Linked DNA regions of Homo sapiens: region 1 is linked to region 2. Evidence: chromatin loops called from intact Hi-C (ENCODE). Cell type or tissue: heart right ventricle. All regions are shown on one strand.

The links. Hi-C counts contacts between places; a loop is a spot of excess contacts. Peaks named below come from ENCODE experiments on the same cell type or tissue, not always from the same donor. Only the 100,000 strongest peaks of a DNase experiment are listed, where the experiment ranks them.
Region 1: a loop joins it to region 2, with 3.0 times the contacts of the local background. A loop is called at or near these places in 9 of 110 quality-filtered maps.

The regions. Positions count from the first base shown.
Region 1 is chr7:107,869,850-107,877,849 of GRCh38, forward strand. LOC105375444 (a long non-coding RNA gene) reads right to left here and starts at 1,032. Exons shown (of 3, transcript XR_927850.3): 1 at 993-1,032. LOC105375445 (a long non-coding RNA gene) reads right to left here and starts at 4,386. Exons shown (of 3, transcript XR_927851.2): 1 at 4,272-4,386; 2 at 2,537-2,758; 3 at 1,075-1,110. In heart right ventricle, CTCF peaks have their summits at 4,983 (motif pointing left) and 5,192; no DNase peak of the experiment used is centred here; H3K27ac peaks cover 402 bases.
Region 2 is chr7:107,577,013-107,585,012 of GRCh38, forward strand. DUS4L-BCAP29 (DUS4L-BCAP29 readthrough) reads left to right here. Exons shown (of 13, transcript NR_163941.2): 7 at 3,747-3,852; 8 at 6,870-6,970. DUS4L (dihydrouridine synthase 4 like) reads left to right here. Exons shown (of 8, transcript NM_181581.3): 8 at 301-1,511. The coding sequence ends at 548. BCAP29 (B cell receptor associated protein 29) reads left to right here and starts at 3,234. Exons shown (of 8, transcript NM_018844.4): 1 at 3,234-3,289; 2 at 3,747-3,852; 3 at 6,870-6,970. The coding sequence starts at 3,761. RefSeq lists a silencer at 3,092-3,581 and an enhancer at 3,672-3,741. In heart right ventricle, a CTCF peak has its summit at 3,560; DNase peaks (open chromatin) are centred at 3,279 and 3,499; H3K4me3 peaks cover 4,626 bases; H3K27ac peaks cover 5,214 bases.

The DNA.
Region 1 (8,000 bases), 290 kb after region 2:
TGTAACTTGATTTTTTCATTTAGTGATACCATAAACATATTTTCATGTACATAAATATAAATGTATTCCTCATCTTAATGTTTCCATAAAATTGTATCTTTATTCCCTAATTTACTTATTAATTGATGGACACTTAGTTTATCTTCCCAATTTTCCTATTTTATTACAATGAATATCCTTATTTATAAATCATTTCACACCTGCAAAAATAACTTGTTAGTATAAATAACTGGAAATTCAATTGCTAGATAATTTACATGATGATAAATATGTTGAAAAACTCTTCTCCAGAAAGATCATATCAATTTAACCACACCAACAGTGTGAGAAAACAGAGTAGTGCCATTTTTCAAAGATTTTGTCAGCCTTTTAAATATTTGATAATCTTATACATGAAAAAAAGTCAAAATTGTTTTATTTGCATTTTTGTGATTATTAGTGAACTAAAATATTTCTTCATATGTAGGTTCACTGACTCAAACAGGGATGGCCATGAAATTAGACAAGTGTCCTAAACTGGAGAGACACTAGAAGAGTAGAGCCAGGGAACAAAAGCTGGTATTCACAGAGAGCCAAAACTCAAGATCCGGGGGCTGTTGACAAGTAATGGGTCAACTGAGAACAGGGTAAGCTTCAAGAAGACACAACAAGTGATAACTGGATGGGTTAGAGACTATATGTGACAAATTAAAGCAGTGAGTTAAGGTACAGTAAATATTTGAAAACTCGGGGACGAATGGAAACAAGGGTAATTATTCCAGCCACAGGGCTGGAGTTCAGAAGCAACAGTGCCTCCAATAAGGCTTGTGAAGAACAGATGATCAGCTGAGTGCAGTGGCTCAAACCTGTAATCCCAGCACTTTGGGAGGCCGAGGTGGGTGGATCACTTGAGCTCATGAATTTGGCTCAGCTTAGGCAACATAGGGAGGCCCCTGTCTCTACAAAAAACACAACAATTAGTTCTACAAAACAACAGGTGTGGTGGCACATACCTGTGGTCCCAGCTGCTCAGGAAGCTGAGGCGGGAGGATCACATGAGCCTAGGAGTTCAAGGCTGCAGCAAGCTATGATTGCACTACTGCACTCCAGCCTGGGTGACAAAATAAGACCCTGTCTCAAAAAACAAAACAAAAAACAGATTATCAACACAGAGACAGAAGATGCGGGAGGGCAGTAGGATGCAATGGACATTGTGCTATACCACCCAGATACCCCTTCAAAATTAACATACTAATTCCTCCAGCTGCCAGGGCTGCCAGCCCTCTCCAGAAATTGCCCTAGACTGAAGAGGGCTGCCATGCCCAAGGTCATTGCCTATATCCAATGACTGGTCACTGTGGAGGTTTAAGAAACTTGCAAAGTAATTTAATAAGGTAACTAATAAAGATAATAGAAAGGGAAAGGAAAAAGCCAGTCCAGACAGAAGTAATTCTGTGTCCAAAGACACAAGTAATGAAGCAGCATGGTGTTCAAAAAATAAAAATGTAAATTGATTTTGCCAGAATATGGCAGTTTAAAGATGGCCACAATTCTTTCTCGTTCTTCCCATCCAGACTTGGGATACTGACTCTGGGCTGGTCATGTAACTTGACTTATTAGTAGAATGTAATGGAAGTGATCTTGTGAAATTTCCAAGGCTAGGAAATTTAGTTATCACCTTTGTAGAAGCCAGTTGCCATGTAAAGTACTTGGGTCAGACTATTGACCAATGAAAGACTGTGTGGAGAGAAAGGCCATGGGCAGAAGCACCAAGAAGACAACAGAATTGTCAATAACCAAGCCCCAGACATATGAATGAGGCCATCTTAGACATTTCAGCCTCAGCTAAGCTTCCAGATGAATGAAGCTATGCACATAACTGCACACCTATGTGAATAACCACATGGCACACATGAGCCGCCTAGCTGAGTCCAGTCAACCCCAGACTCATGAGATATAATCATTGTTGTTGCAAGCCAGTGTGTTTTGGGACAGCCTGCTGTGTAGCAATAGAAAACTGGTGCTCAGAAGGCGGAGTGGGAAATGCATTGATGGACAAGGGCAAAGACAAGTAGATGCAATTTCCTCAAGATCCTTATAGGTTGTGCTAAGGATCTTGAGATTTGTGCCTTCTTCTGATCTTTAAACATGCTGAGACATTTTCCACCTTGGGGTCTTTGCATTGTTGGTCCTTCTGCCCGGAATCTTCTTTCCCCAGCTCTACCAGGTTTCCCTCATTCATTCCTTCTAGCACTCTGGTGATTGGAACCCAAGCAAAAAACAAAAAAGCTCTTATTCCCAGCATTCTGAAGAAAACCACTAAAAAATATGGTAAGGTTCTTCCCCCAAGCCATACACAGAAGTAGCCATCTACTACCTCTGCCATCTACTACCTCCCCTACACTAGTTGCCCTCTAAATAAGGAGAGGCCTGGGGAAGGGGATGTGATTTGTGGTGGAGTAGGAGTTGAGAGTTCTTGAGCTTTCATCCACCGGGAAGTGTCTTCCCCACCCCACCCCCATGCAATGTGTCGTGGGTCTCTGAGGGAATCACTCACAAAGACCGGAGGTCCTACAAGAAGGGGAGACTGGCTTCTTGATCCCAGGCTGGATACTAGCTGTGCAGCCAAATGTGCGGCTGTGGGTGGAAAGTTAGCTGAGCATATTTAGGAGAGATTGATGAGTGTCCCCGAGGGTGAGGGATTTTTCTATATCCATGAAGACTGCTGTCAAGTTCTTGTCTGGAGATCTGCAGAGAGTGAGGGTTTCTTGGAGTAGCCCTTTGAATAAAGAAAAATGAAAGAAAAGGTAAGGGGGCATCCTCAGGCCAGTTCCAGTGGCCCTAGGACAGCAAAGAGATGAACTGGCATGTATAAAAAAACATACCCCGCACCTCCATCATACCTGCTCCTGCTCCTGTACTCCATTGTGGGTGAAAGGCATCACCAGAAACCAAGTATCCTAAGTCAGGAAACTGAAGGTCATTTTTGTCTTTCTCTTTCTCTCTCTCTCTCTCTCTTTTGAGACAGGGTCTTATTCTGTCACCCAGGCTGGAGTGCAGTGGTATGATCATAGCTCACTACAGCCTCGGCCTCCTGGGCTCCGTCAATCCTCCCATTTCAGCCTCCTGAGTAGCTGAGATCACAGGCATCCATCACTACACCCAGCTAATTTTTTGAAAAATTATTTTGTAGAGATGGGTATAGTGGGGTGCGGGGGGTGGTCTCCCTATGTTGCCCAGACTGGTCTTGAATGCCTGGGCTCAAGTCATCCTCCTGCCTTGGCCTCCAAGAGTGCTGGGATTACAGGCATGAGCCACTGTGCCCAGCCATCTTTATCTTTCTCTTTTTTATCCCCTACATCTAGTAAACCACTAGCCTTTTAACTGTGCATTCTTTACTGCCTCTTCAATTTCTTTTCTTCCCTCCACCTCTATGAACGTAGTTCAGGAATGTATCACTTGTTGCTTGGGTTACTTCAAGAAGTCTCTTTTCTAAGATAAGGAAAGCCTAGACTTTAATGCTACACTTTTGAGAGGGTGATGAGAAGACATTCCTTGTTTCTTTTTTACCCCAAACCAGGGAAAACTAGGCAATGAGGATATTACAGATCTCCCCAAACCAACAAACAGAAAATCTGCTTCCTTTGAACCAATACTCCTTTGAGCAGACCCTGACTTAGCTATCTCTTTTTTTTTTTTGGAGACAGAGTCTCACTCTGTCGCCCAGGCTGGAGTGCAATGGTGAAATCTCAGCTCACCGCAAGCTCCGCCTCCTGGGTTCAAGGGATTCTCCTGCCTCAGCCTCCTGAGTAGCTGGGACTACAGGCACGCACTACCACACCTGGCTAATTTTTGTATTTTTAGTAGAGATGGGGATTCACCATGTTGGTCAGGCTGGTCTTCAACTCCTGACCTTGTGATCCGCCCACCTGGGCCTCCCAAAGTGCTGGGATTACAGGCGTGAGCCACCATGCCCGGCCTATCTTTCCTTTTACCACCAAACATCATGTTTACATTTTCTGCCTATATTTCCTTATCACTCTGCTTTCAATCCCTTAAATTATGGCTTCTTTTTAACTGAAATTGGTTCACAAAGTTCATTCACTAATGCCAATGTACTGATTTAGGCATTTTTCTGTTACAGGCAATAGAAATTCTAACCAAAATTAGATTAAGCAAAAAGGAGAAGGTATCAGCTCATATAACTGGGGAGTCCAGAAACAGAAATAAGGACAGGCACAACATCATCCAGGACTCCGTATCACTGTGATGCCATTTCTCTCCTTGATTACCTCTAATTCCTTAGAGTTTGCTCCATCATAGGACCACGCATGGAGGCAAGGCAGTTGCAATGGCTTCAGTTTCTATATCCACTCAGATGGACATCTCAAAGGAACAAGGGTGTGTTTCATTCTTTCTCATTCTGTCCTAAGTCCCTAAACCGATTCCTGTGGCCATGGGAATGTGTTGCTCTGATTGGCCAGGCTTGAGTCACATCTCTACAGGGCAGACATGTCCAATAGAAATATAAGGGGAGCCATAAATGTGAGGCACAGATATAAGCCACATATGTAATCTTACATTTTCTGGTAGCCACACTTTAAAAAGTGAAAAAAAAGGTGAAATTAAATATAATGATACATTCTATTTAACCTAGTATATCCAAAATGTTATTCTTTCAGCATGTAATCAACATAAATGATGATTAAAATGTTTTATATCATTTCTTGTACCAAGTCATCAAAACTCATCATTTTAACAAGGCTTCCAACTGATGATGTGTTGGGGGGTGGAGGGCCTGTGAGACATACTTTGAGAAACACTAACCTACACTTTCATTTTTTCTGTGTTCCCAAAATTACCTTTAGAGTGCTCAGAGTACTGAGACATCTGCTGAAATATGCTGGAGCAATCCAGAGTGAAGCAGGGTTGTTACTGGATAGAGCAAGATAGGATCAGAGACGTTTAATATTGCTGCCATGTTGCCGCCATCTATTGGTTGTGTCACATATTACAGGTTCATAACCGAAAAAATGAAGCTGGTCATTTGTGGGCCCCTTTATACTTCTGGCAAGACACCTCCTCAACTGCATCCTGAAATGACTTTTCTTTAGAATTCTTATTTATTACAGAATACAGAAAAATCTTAATAGTTGTGCATTATGGATTATCAGGCCTACGTCTAACAGAATGTTGTTGTTGTTGTCAGCTACAGAACAGATAGATTTCCTTTAAATATAACCCTATTATCCTGTCAGCAATCCACTGTAAGTGACCTTGGTTTCTGTTTCTGCAGATTTTCTTCACCTTCTGAAGGCATTGACCAGAGAAAATTTCTTAACATCTCTGAGCCTTAGTTCCTTCAGCTATAAAATATAGGATAATAATGCTACCTTCTTCATAGCGTTATTGTGAAGATTAAATTGCATAGTGTTTATAAATTATTTGGCACAGTGCCTGATGTATATAAAGAACGCTGTCAATGTTATTGTTAAGAAGAATAACAAGTCTTAATGGAAATTTGAACAGTGACTGGAAATTTGATAACATTATGGAATTAAATTTTATTTTGTTTTTTTTAAATCCTTATATTAAAAAAATCCTTATCCTTTACAGATACACACTGAACTAGTTATAGGTGAAATTATATGACTACTGGGATTTGTCTCAAAATAAAATGGAAGGGAAGTGAGCAGTAAAGCAATATTGGCTATAATCTGATCATGGTTTAAACTCAGTGAAGGATTTATGAAGGTTTATTATGCTACTTTGTTTTGTGTATGTTTGAAATTTTCCATAAAATTTAAGCAAACAAACAAAATTGCCAGGCGCAATGGCTCACGCCTGTAATCCCAGTACTTTGGGAGGCCGAGGAGGGCGGATCACCTGAGGTCAGGAGTTCAAGACCAGCCTGGCCATCATAGTGAAATCCCGTCTCTACCAAAAATACAAAAATTAGCCGGGTGCTGTGGTGCGTGCCTGCCTGTAGTCCCAGCTACTTGGGAGGCTGAGGCAGGAAATTGCTTAAACCCAGGAGGCGGAAGTTGCAGTGAGCCGAGATTATATCACTGCACTCCAGCCTGGGTGACAGAGCAAGACTCCATCTCAGAAAAAAAAAAAAAAAAAATTAAAAAAAAAAAGAACAATATGTTTTTATATTCTTCACAGCAGCATGTATAATGCTGGACATACTGTGGGTACTACATGTTGATTTGTTGATTAATTGCTACCATGGGATAGAATTTTGTCATCTTGGGGAGAACAACTTAAAAGATGAACTTAAAAGAATTGACTTCACATGCCTCCAGAAAAAAATTAGATGGGAACACGTTTTAGCTTAACATGCTAAAGGTGATTTTGTCAGAAAAATCATGATGAAGTGTATCACTGTTGGCATAGCAAAAATTGGCAATTCTCTAAGAGATGCAGAAAGGAAGAATTGTAGAGATTATGTCTTTCAGCATCTATCTTCTTGACTTAAGTAAATAAATAAGAAATACCTACTTCGTTTGTGGATAGGAATCAAAGAAATATCCCATCTGTGGCAGATAATAATTATGTTCTTTGTTATAGCATATCAGAGAACCCATCCGTAATAGTATTGGTAGGGATAGCTATATTTGTATGGTAGTTACAGCTCTTGCATTCAAACTTCATCTAATCCCATTACATCTAGTTGATTCTTTTTTTTTTTTTTTTTTTTTTTTTTGAGATGGAGTCTTGCTCTGTCACCCAGGCTGGAGTGCAGTGGTGCAATCTCAGCTCACTGTAACCTCTGCCTCCCGGATTCAAGCAATTCTCCTGTCTCAGCCTCCCGAGTAGCTGGGATTACAGGTGCATACCACCACACCCAGCTAATCTTTGTATTTTTAGTAGAGACGGGGTTTCACTATGTTGGCCTGGCTGGTCTTGAACTCCTGACCTCGTGATCCACCCCCCTCAGCTTCCCAAAGTACTGGAATTACAAGCGTGAGCCACCGTGCCTGGCCACATCTAGTTCATTCTTAAACCCGCCCGTATGTACCTCTTTATACCCTGTCATGTGAAGAGCAAACTCCAGTTCCTCTCTGCCTAATAGATTTTCTAATGCCCTACCACAATTTTCTCCTACATTATTTCATGCTCTTTTAATCCTTGGATATAGCAATAACTTTTCCACTTCAATGTGGATTTATTCACAGATCTTGAGTGTTTGGGTCATTTCACTTCTTGTTTTGTTTCTTAATTCTTTCTTAACTTGAAATATTAAATGAAATGTGTTGAAAGAGATAAGTATTTTCCCTCAAGTACCATTTCCACCTGAAGGGGTTTAAATTCTGTGAGAACAAAGACCATGGAGAGGAAATCCTTCATAAGCTGGCAGAAAGTGGCCTTTAAGAGATACACTCCAGTTCTCCCGTTCCTCTTATCTCAGTCTCAGTTAGAGAGAGAAAGGAAGCGAGAAGGCATCTATGGGTTTCAGAGGCATTTAGATTTTTTTCAATTGATTGAACAGATCAACAGTATAATTGTGTTGGTTCAAGTCCCGTAAAAATGGTTAGAGGCAGAGAGTCATTTTATAAAAAGAGTGAGGGACTTGGGATCAGAAATTCTGAATATGAGTTCTGTCTTAATCACTTGTCAGACTTGTAAGCTTCGACCAGCAACTCAATCATATTAAAGCAGTAGTTTCATGCTTTATTATCAGAAGTAATGATAATAATAATATCGATGTCAGGATTACTACTATGTAGACCAGTACTGGTAATGTCTGTGACAGAATTCTATAAAATGTAAAGTGCAATTAATACTTGCTCTTAGAGCTCATTAAAGACTCATATTTCATGGCAACTACTTTAATCCATTTTATGGAAGATTCACTATAGAATACCTGTAGAGACTCAAGTGACTCAAAATGTACTCTGAAAGTGAATTCTTTTGGGAGGCTGAAGCAGGCAGATAGCTTGAGCCCAGGAGTTTGAGACCAATCCGGGCAACATGGTGAAACCCAGTCTCTACTAAAAATACAAAAAATTAGCTGG
Region 2 (8,000 bases):
CTTTAAGCAGCCCAATTTATGACAATCCAGATTTACCCTAAAGAAAAACTAAAGACTAATGGTTTAATGTAGAAATCTTTAAAAAATAAAGATTTCTGTACGTACATTTAAACTTTCCTGGTTTACAAAAGGTACCAAAATTAATTCTTTTGTAATCGGATTAAACATATTAATGCAATAAAGACATTACAAAACCTTGTGATAATACTTTTTAAAAATATACTGTTTGCTTCATTGAGCTTGAACTAATAACCAGGGGTTCTTAATGTATGGACAAATATGGTGTGCTTTAATTTGTAGGTGTGATGGTTGCAAGAGGACTCTTAGCAAACCCGGCCATGTTTGCTGGATATGAGGAAACCCCACTGAAATGCATCTGGGACTGGGTTGACATTGCTCTTGAACTCGGGACTCCTTACATGTGTTTCCATCAACATTTAATGTACATGATGGAAAAGATAACTTCAAGGCAGGAAAAAAGGGTATTTAATGCTCTGTCAAGCACATCAGCAATCATAGATTACCTTACAGACCATTATGGCATTTGACTAGACTTCCCAAATAATTTTAATATATACTTTTAGACCCACAGTGAAACCACAGAAGGTCATATTTTGTACCTTAAACCAGTAGCTCTCAAATTTTAGTATAAAAACAATTCCTGGGAGCGTTTTTTAAAAATCAGTTGTAGACACCACCCTCAGAGATTCTGATTAGGTAGATCTGGAGTAGACCCAGAAATACACAGTTTAAAGAAAACTCCCAGTGGTTCAAACATCCTGATCATCCTAGGCAAACATTGACAAATACTGCTCTGAATCCTGTTCTATAGATATTGGGGGGATGGGTAGAGTGGGAATTTTTTCCTAATCATGTTTTTAACATTTTAAAATAAAATTTAATACTAAGAAATTATGGCTTATAGTATCTATAAATTAACAAGAAGTATGCAGGTGCAAAAAAGTGGTGGAACAAATACCAACATCCATCCAAAATGAAAAAGAACAGGAAATTCTGAATAGAATTGCACTCAGAACTTATATTAAAAATTCCATTTGGTTAATGACATTAAATTTGGTACATTTCAAAACTTCTAGGTCCTCCAAAGATTGAAAGCTTAATAATCTCCTACCTAAAAAGATAAAATTAATTGCAATCTACCATATCTTAAGTATAGGAAATTTGGTGTCCAACCTGGAGATGATTATATATTTGAAATATTTCCTAGAGAATAGTAACCAGGTTTTGTTTTTAACTTTAAAACCTAATTACTTTTGTGCCTCTCAGCCGTTGATTGTAACTTTAAAGTCCCATGGTTTTGGAGTGTTATTAATAGATTTTGTTATCGGTGGGCATGCACTGCAAGAATTAAGTATCTCAGACTGAAATAAAACCGTTCATAATTAAAGTATTATTTTGTTTTGCCAACATGAAAACTGTTATAAGGAAACAATTATGTAAAACTGTTTAATTCACGTTTGGGAATATTGAATGAATCCATTTTAACATAAGCACTGTGGTGCCATCTTTTTTCTCAGTACATTCTGTTTTCACTTTTCAGTTAATGCATTTTTTTTTTTAAAGATAACTCGCTGTTTCATTTTCTATGAATACTGTACAAAATAGGGAGGTATGGTCAGAACTCTGAATTGAATTACCCTAGTGTTGTGAGCACAGCATCATCACTAGAGTAATGTGCTCGGTGTTTGGAAGGAACCAGCGTGGATGGGCAAGAAGTTCTAACACTTTTGATTAAAAGTAACTTCCTGGCCGGGCGCGGTGGCTCACGCCTGTGATCCCAGCACTTTGGGAGGCCAAGACGGGCAGATCACGAGGTCAGGAGATCAAGACCATCCTGGATAACACGGTGAAACCCCGTCTCTACTAAAAATACAAAAATTAGCTGGGCGTGGTGGCGGGCGCCTATAGTCCCAGCTACTCAGGAGGCTGAGGCAGGAGAATGGTGTGAACCTGGGAGGTGGAGCTTGCAGTGAGCTGAGATTGCGCCACTGCACTCCTGCCTGGGCAACAGAGCAAGACTCTGTCTCAAAAAAAAAAAAAAAAAAGTAACTTCCTGGCTAGGCGCGGTGGCTCACACCTGTAATCCCAACAGTTTGGGAGGCCAAGGCAGGCAGATCACTTGAGTCCAGGAGTTCGAGACCAGCCTGGCCAACATGGTGAAACCCTGTCTCTGCTAAAAATACAACAATTAGCTAGGCATGGTGGCAGGCGCCTGTAATCCCAGCCACTCTGGAGACTGGGGCCAGAGAATCACTTGAACCTGGGAGGCAGAGGCTACAGTGAGCCGAGATCGCACCACCACAATCCAGCCTGGGCGACATTGGGAGACTCCATCTCAAAAAAAAAAAAAAAATCTTCCTTATGGTTAATTTATGTTCAAAGTCTATTTTTCTATTTTTTCTGTTACATGTGATCCAGAATATTAGTGATAAATTAAGAAAAAGCACCAACTTAAATGTGTTTTTGAATGTTTTATATTCTATAATTATCAATTTTCAACATTTATTTACTATTCCCCAAATAATTGTTACCAGGATAGTACTTTTATTAAATTCCTGATACGTTGTCAATATTGAAAAAACTCAACAACTTAAATGTACACGCACAGTTTGAAAAGCTGGAAAATAGTGAAAGAATATCCCCATACCCACCTTTCGTACCAGTCCCCAAACATCACGGTAAAGTTTACTGTCTCTTCCCAGCCCATGGACGGGAACGGGAACGCCTACGGAATATGTTGTGACATACAGTTGATCCTAGGTTCTCCAGAACAAAATGCTGCACGACCACCTCATCCTGGCCCTTTATTAAATATAGCTTAATTCTGGACACAAACAGTTCCCACCATGAAGAGAGAGTAGGTGACCGGAAAGGAGTGCGTCTTAAGCGCGTTCGCTGAATTTGCACCACCCAATCCAGCCCCGCCGCCCGGCGCCGCTCCTTAGACCTGGACCCCGGCACCCTCCCGCCGGGGCCGCACTTAGCAGTGGAAAGTCTGTCCTCCTGAAGAAGTTGCGCTCCGACCTCCAAGCATCAGGTCAAAAGTCTAACTCATTCTCTGACCTGCCGCCAATTAGAAAACAACTGTTGCCAATAAACGTGGTCGCGCCGCCTGTGACCTCAGCCGGGACGGACCCGCGGGCGGGAGCCTGCGGGGCGTGAGGCGGGGTGGGGCCCTGGCTCCCCTCCCCCGCCCAGCCGCGGCGTCTGACGTCCCGCGCGTCGGCGGCCGCGGAGCAGCGCAGGGAGCCAGGCGGGCTGCCGGCGGGTAAGGGCTTCTGCGACCCGGGGACCCGTGGGGCGTAGGCCGCGGAGGGAGAGCGCCGCTGCCTGGTCTGGAGAACCCCGCGGAGCTGGCCTGGCCCGACCCGGCCCGGCCCGGTCCGCGGCGCGGTGGTCGAGGGCCCGCGGCGCCTTCTGGGAGCGGGAGGGCCGGGAAGCCGGGCGTTGGTGGAGGGAGGCGTTGGGCTTCTGTCGCCGCGAAGCTGGCGGAAAAGGCAGTGGCCAGCGAGCCGCCTCGCCAGTTCCCACGACTCCCAGGGAGGTGGCGACACCCGCTTCCCGGGCCACCCTTTTCCCCTTCCTGACCGGGGTCCGTGCTTGCCTTCCCAGGTGGGGGAAGGTGGAACACTGTCCATCCCCTGGACAAAAACGCTGCGCCTCGGGGCCTTGAACCCGGTTTTGTTTGAAAGGAAGCAAGAGAAAATAAGTGTTTTTCCATTTAGGTGTGAAGAAAAAAATGACACTCCAATGGGCTGCAGTGGCAACCTTTCTTTATGCCGAAATAGGACTCATTTTAATCTTCTGCCTACCTTTTATTCCTCCTCAGAGGTAGGAAACCTTCAAATCGTTAACTAATAAATATTGGATCGCTCTTAATGTAAAATGGAAAAAGTTTTCTGAACATTAAAAAGTTTCGAAAGTCTTTGAAAATAAACTCACCTAACGAATTAGGTAGTATATAATGACAATATTAAAATAACATTTTATATAAAACTCTGTTACGTGTACAAGTGAAATAACTTTTTCTTCCCTTCTAAAAGAAAAGGCGCCTATACTTTTGATTCTGTTGATTACAGATATAATAAAGCAACGATTATACTTTTAACACCTGCCCTGCCTTGTCTCAGGTTTTACCTTTGTTTTATTGCCCTGAATTGGAGCCATGAACTAAATAAATATAAGTGGATAAATCATGTTTACAGTACAGCATGGGTGTAAAAGTGTTTCACTGAGGCACTGGAACAGCAATTTAGAAACCAAAGCCAATAAATTATTCTTAGTTTTCGCCTTTGTAACCGTTAGTTTCATTAATGACAATTTTACTACTTTTGATTTCACATAAAATTAATGAATGTATATTAAAAGTGCTGAATGTGAAAAGTATCACAACCATGTATTAGCATTAGTTCGTTAGTGACGGAACTTCTAAGGTCTTGAAGAACCAAGTACAGTGTTTCAAGCCAAGCAGTGGTTCATTTTACCCTTGCAGTAATCTACTTTTTAGTCGTTTAATTTTAGATCCAGAAATTTGATAGTATGAATGGGGAAATACACATGTAATAAAAATATTGCAAGATATTTGTTCATACTCCTGGCATAAAAGAAAGTATTTCATAAGTGAGATCCTAGAGATAACCCACTAAAGTGTATTAAAATCCCAGGACTGGGAGAAACTTCTTAAAGTTTCACCTTAGCTCAGGGTCCAGATAGTCTTTCACAACTCCTAACTTGCTCCTTACCTGCCTGGATTTCTGCTCTCTTCTGTCCTTCTCTATCAGCTAAGCTAAGCTCAGTAAGTTGTTTCTTACTAAAGAAAAAAAATTGAATCATACTGTAGGGTCTTTGATCTTATTTGATCCATTCCACCCATGTTCTATATATCACGTACTGAGACCCAGGAGGGCAAGTAGCCTACGGTTACCTAGCTGGTAAGTGACAGATTCTAGAAAAAAATCTGGCTCTTAGTCCAGTGTTCTTTCTACTCCATCATGCTGCCTCTCATCCTGTAGGTTTTGTTTCAAACTCAGTAACACCCTGTTTTGCTTTTTGGTAATATTTGCAATGATAGAATCCTATATACTCAAGAGAAAGAAAGATTTTGTATATAAACATCTAATTTATAGATAAGGCTTAAGGGTTTGCAAAGAAGGAAAAATTGTCAGTTGATCTTTACTCCATCAGAGTGATCTGTAACTTATGGATCAATATTTTTCTTCCTGCCAAATAAAAATTTTACCCATCCTGATCAAGTAGCTATTAGATAGATGTGTGTATATTTGCATATGATATATAAATGTGTTCTCATGTACAGATATAAAGAAAATACGGTATGTATGCACGCAGATCATTTACAATATGTCCTATGTGTGTATCCACATCTTTTTATCTTTTATATTTGTATCACCATAATCTTTAAAGAAAATATTTCATCATTTAGTCTCTATTATTTTCTTACATAACCCAGTGGTTAAAGGCACATGCTCAGAAATCAGGTCACCTATAACTGCATGTTACTAACCTTGGGCATGCTCTTGATCCTCTCTGATCTGTTTCCCCATCTGTAAAATGGAGGTAGTACTAGTGTCTACCCCTTACGGTAGTTGTTGTAATTAAATGAGATAAAACATGTAAAAGTACTTAGAACCATAATATAGTGAGAACACAATAGGTATTAGCTATGATAAGGTGCTCAACTGCTAGTTGTTCCCTATGAGAGATCTCTTACATTCCCTTTTACACCACACCAAACCTTGAAGAAATAAGTAAATTTACATTTGGACCTAGATCAAGGTATTACCACTTATGTTCTCTTAAAAATATAAAATTTTATATTGCATAATTTAAATATTGGCTGTATAAAATGCTTGGACTTGGAAGCAGAGACAAAATGAACCGATTCATCTGTATGAATCTCCCTCAACCCACCAATTTCAAGTAGTTACTTGAAGTTGTCCTAATCTTAAATCTTAAATGTGTCCTAATCTTAAAGTGAAACTGTTTTTTTCAAGTTGTAAGTGCTTGAAGCTATTTAAGTGCTTACTACATTTTTCTGCCTCCTTTCAACTAAAGTGTTACTCATTTAAATTGCCCTTGTACAAAGTTTGTTACCTTTCCTATTGCGTGATGGATTATTTTGCCACTTTGCCATTTATAACCCATGCTTTCTTACCACTGTCTTTGTTTATACTGTTCAATCCACCTAGACTATTTCCCCATCTCATTTCCTCTATGTTCACATCTTTATCTGTAGTAATTACATGGTTTTATATATATATATATAGTGTGTGTGTGAAAATTATCAAGCTACATATTTAAGATTTTTTCAATTTATGTGTATAATACCTGGGTAGTTTTTATAATTCCCTCATGGTTAAAGTAGAGAAACTTTTAGTTGGAGTATACGTTAAAATTGTACTATATAAAAATCAGTATGCAGAGTTAGACCCCACTCCTGAAATGTTGCCAATTGTTAGAACAATATATCTTTATTTCTAAGTCATTTCTCTGACCATGAAAAAGATACAGAGTAGTAGCTTCTATCAACAATATAATATTTTACTACTGCAAGAATTCCTTTTTAAGGTTTTGCTCATGTATGGTTTACTTTTAGAATATTTAAGCCACCAGACAGAGGATAATCAAATATCAGGTTATTATTAAATTTGAAAGAGTTGTTTTTTAATTCATGAGATATTCTGTCATGTCAGAATTAATAAATTTTAAAATTAAATTTCTGTAATTTTCACTTGCTACACAATTACTAAAATGTTACTTCAGTATTTAAAAAGTATTTCAAAACTTTATTTTAGTTTTTTTATACCTAATATAATTGTATTGCTTTACAGATGGCAGAAGATTTTTTCATTTAATGTCTGGGGTAAAATTGCAACTTTTTGGAACAAGGCTTTCCTTACCATTATCATCCTATTGATTGTTCTATTTCTAGGTAAGTACTAGATCCCTTCTTTGAATAAATATAACTTTTTTTAAATGAATTTCTTTTTAATTAATAGAGTTGATGTTACAATTGGTGTACAGTTGACTTTATATAGTATATTGATAGTACATAGAGTGGATACTGATCTATTGATACACAGTTGATAGATACTACCATTCTGTATGTTCAAGCTTAAGTTTCAACAGGGCACAATGATTCTTAACCCCTTCTAGGTTATTTTAAGATTTAAATGCTGTATATTAATGCATACCTTGCTGTTCAGAGTTACCAGACTTTATTTTTCATGGTGTTGTCTCTCCTTTGTTACTGTGATGTCCTAGGCACCCAGGAGCTTAGCTGTTAGAAAGGCAAATAAAAGAATAGAATCATTAGGCTCTCCAAAGGAGTCTTAGATGCAGGGTGTGCATTTGGACTGGATTAAAAAATAAACATGGCCGGGCGAGGTGGCTCAGGCCTGTAATCCTAGCACTTTGGGAGGCCAAGGCGGGAGGATTGCCTGAGTCCAGGAGTTTGAGACTAGCCTGGGCAACATAGCAAAACCTTATCTTTACAAAAATGTAAAAATTAGCCAGGTGTGGTGATGTGCACCCATAGTCCCAGCTACTCGGGAGGCTGAGAGACTGGAGGATTGCCTGAGCCCAGAAGTTCAAGTTTGCAGTGAACTATTGCACTCCAGCCTGAGCAACAGAGCAAGATCCTTCCTTAAAAAAACAAACAAACAAACAAAACTGCAACATAGATTTGGGGACTACCGCAAAAATTTGAATATGGAGTGATTGTATAATATTAGGGAATTTTTGTTAACTTTAGTTGTGATAACAGCATTGTTACATAGCAGGGTCAGCAACCTATATAGCCTGTGGGCCAAATACCTATTTTTGTAAATAAAGTTTTATTGGGAAATGACCATGCCCATTTGTTTACATAATGTCTGTACTCGTTTTTCAGCATGTTTTAAATTTTCATGGTAACAGTATTTTAAAAATTAAAAGTAGACCTTTAGGTTCTTGTCAAACCA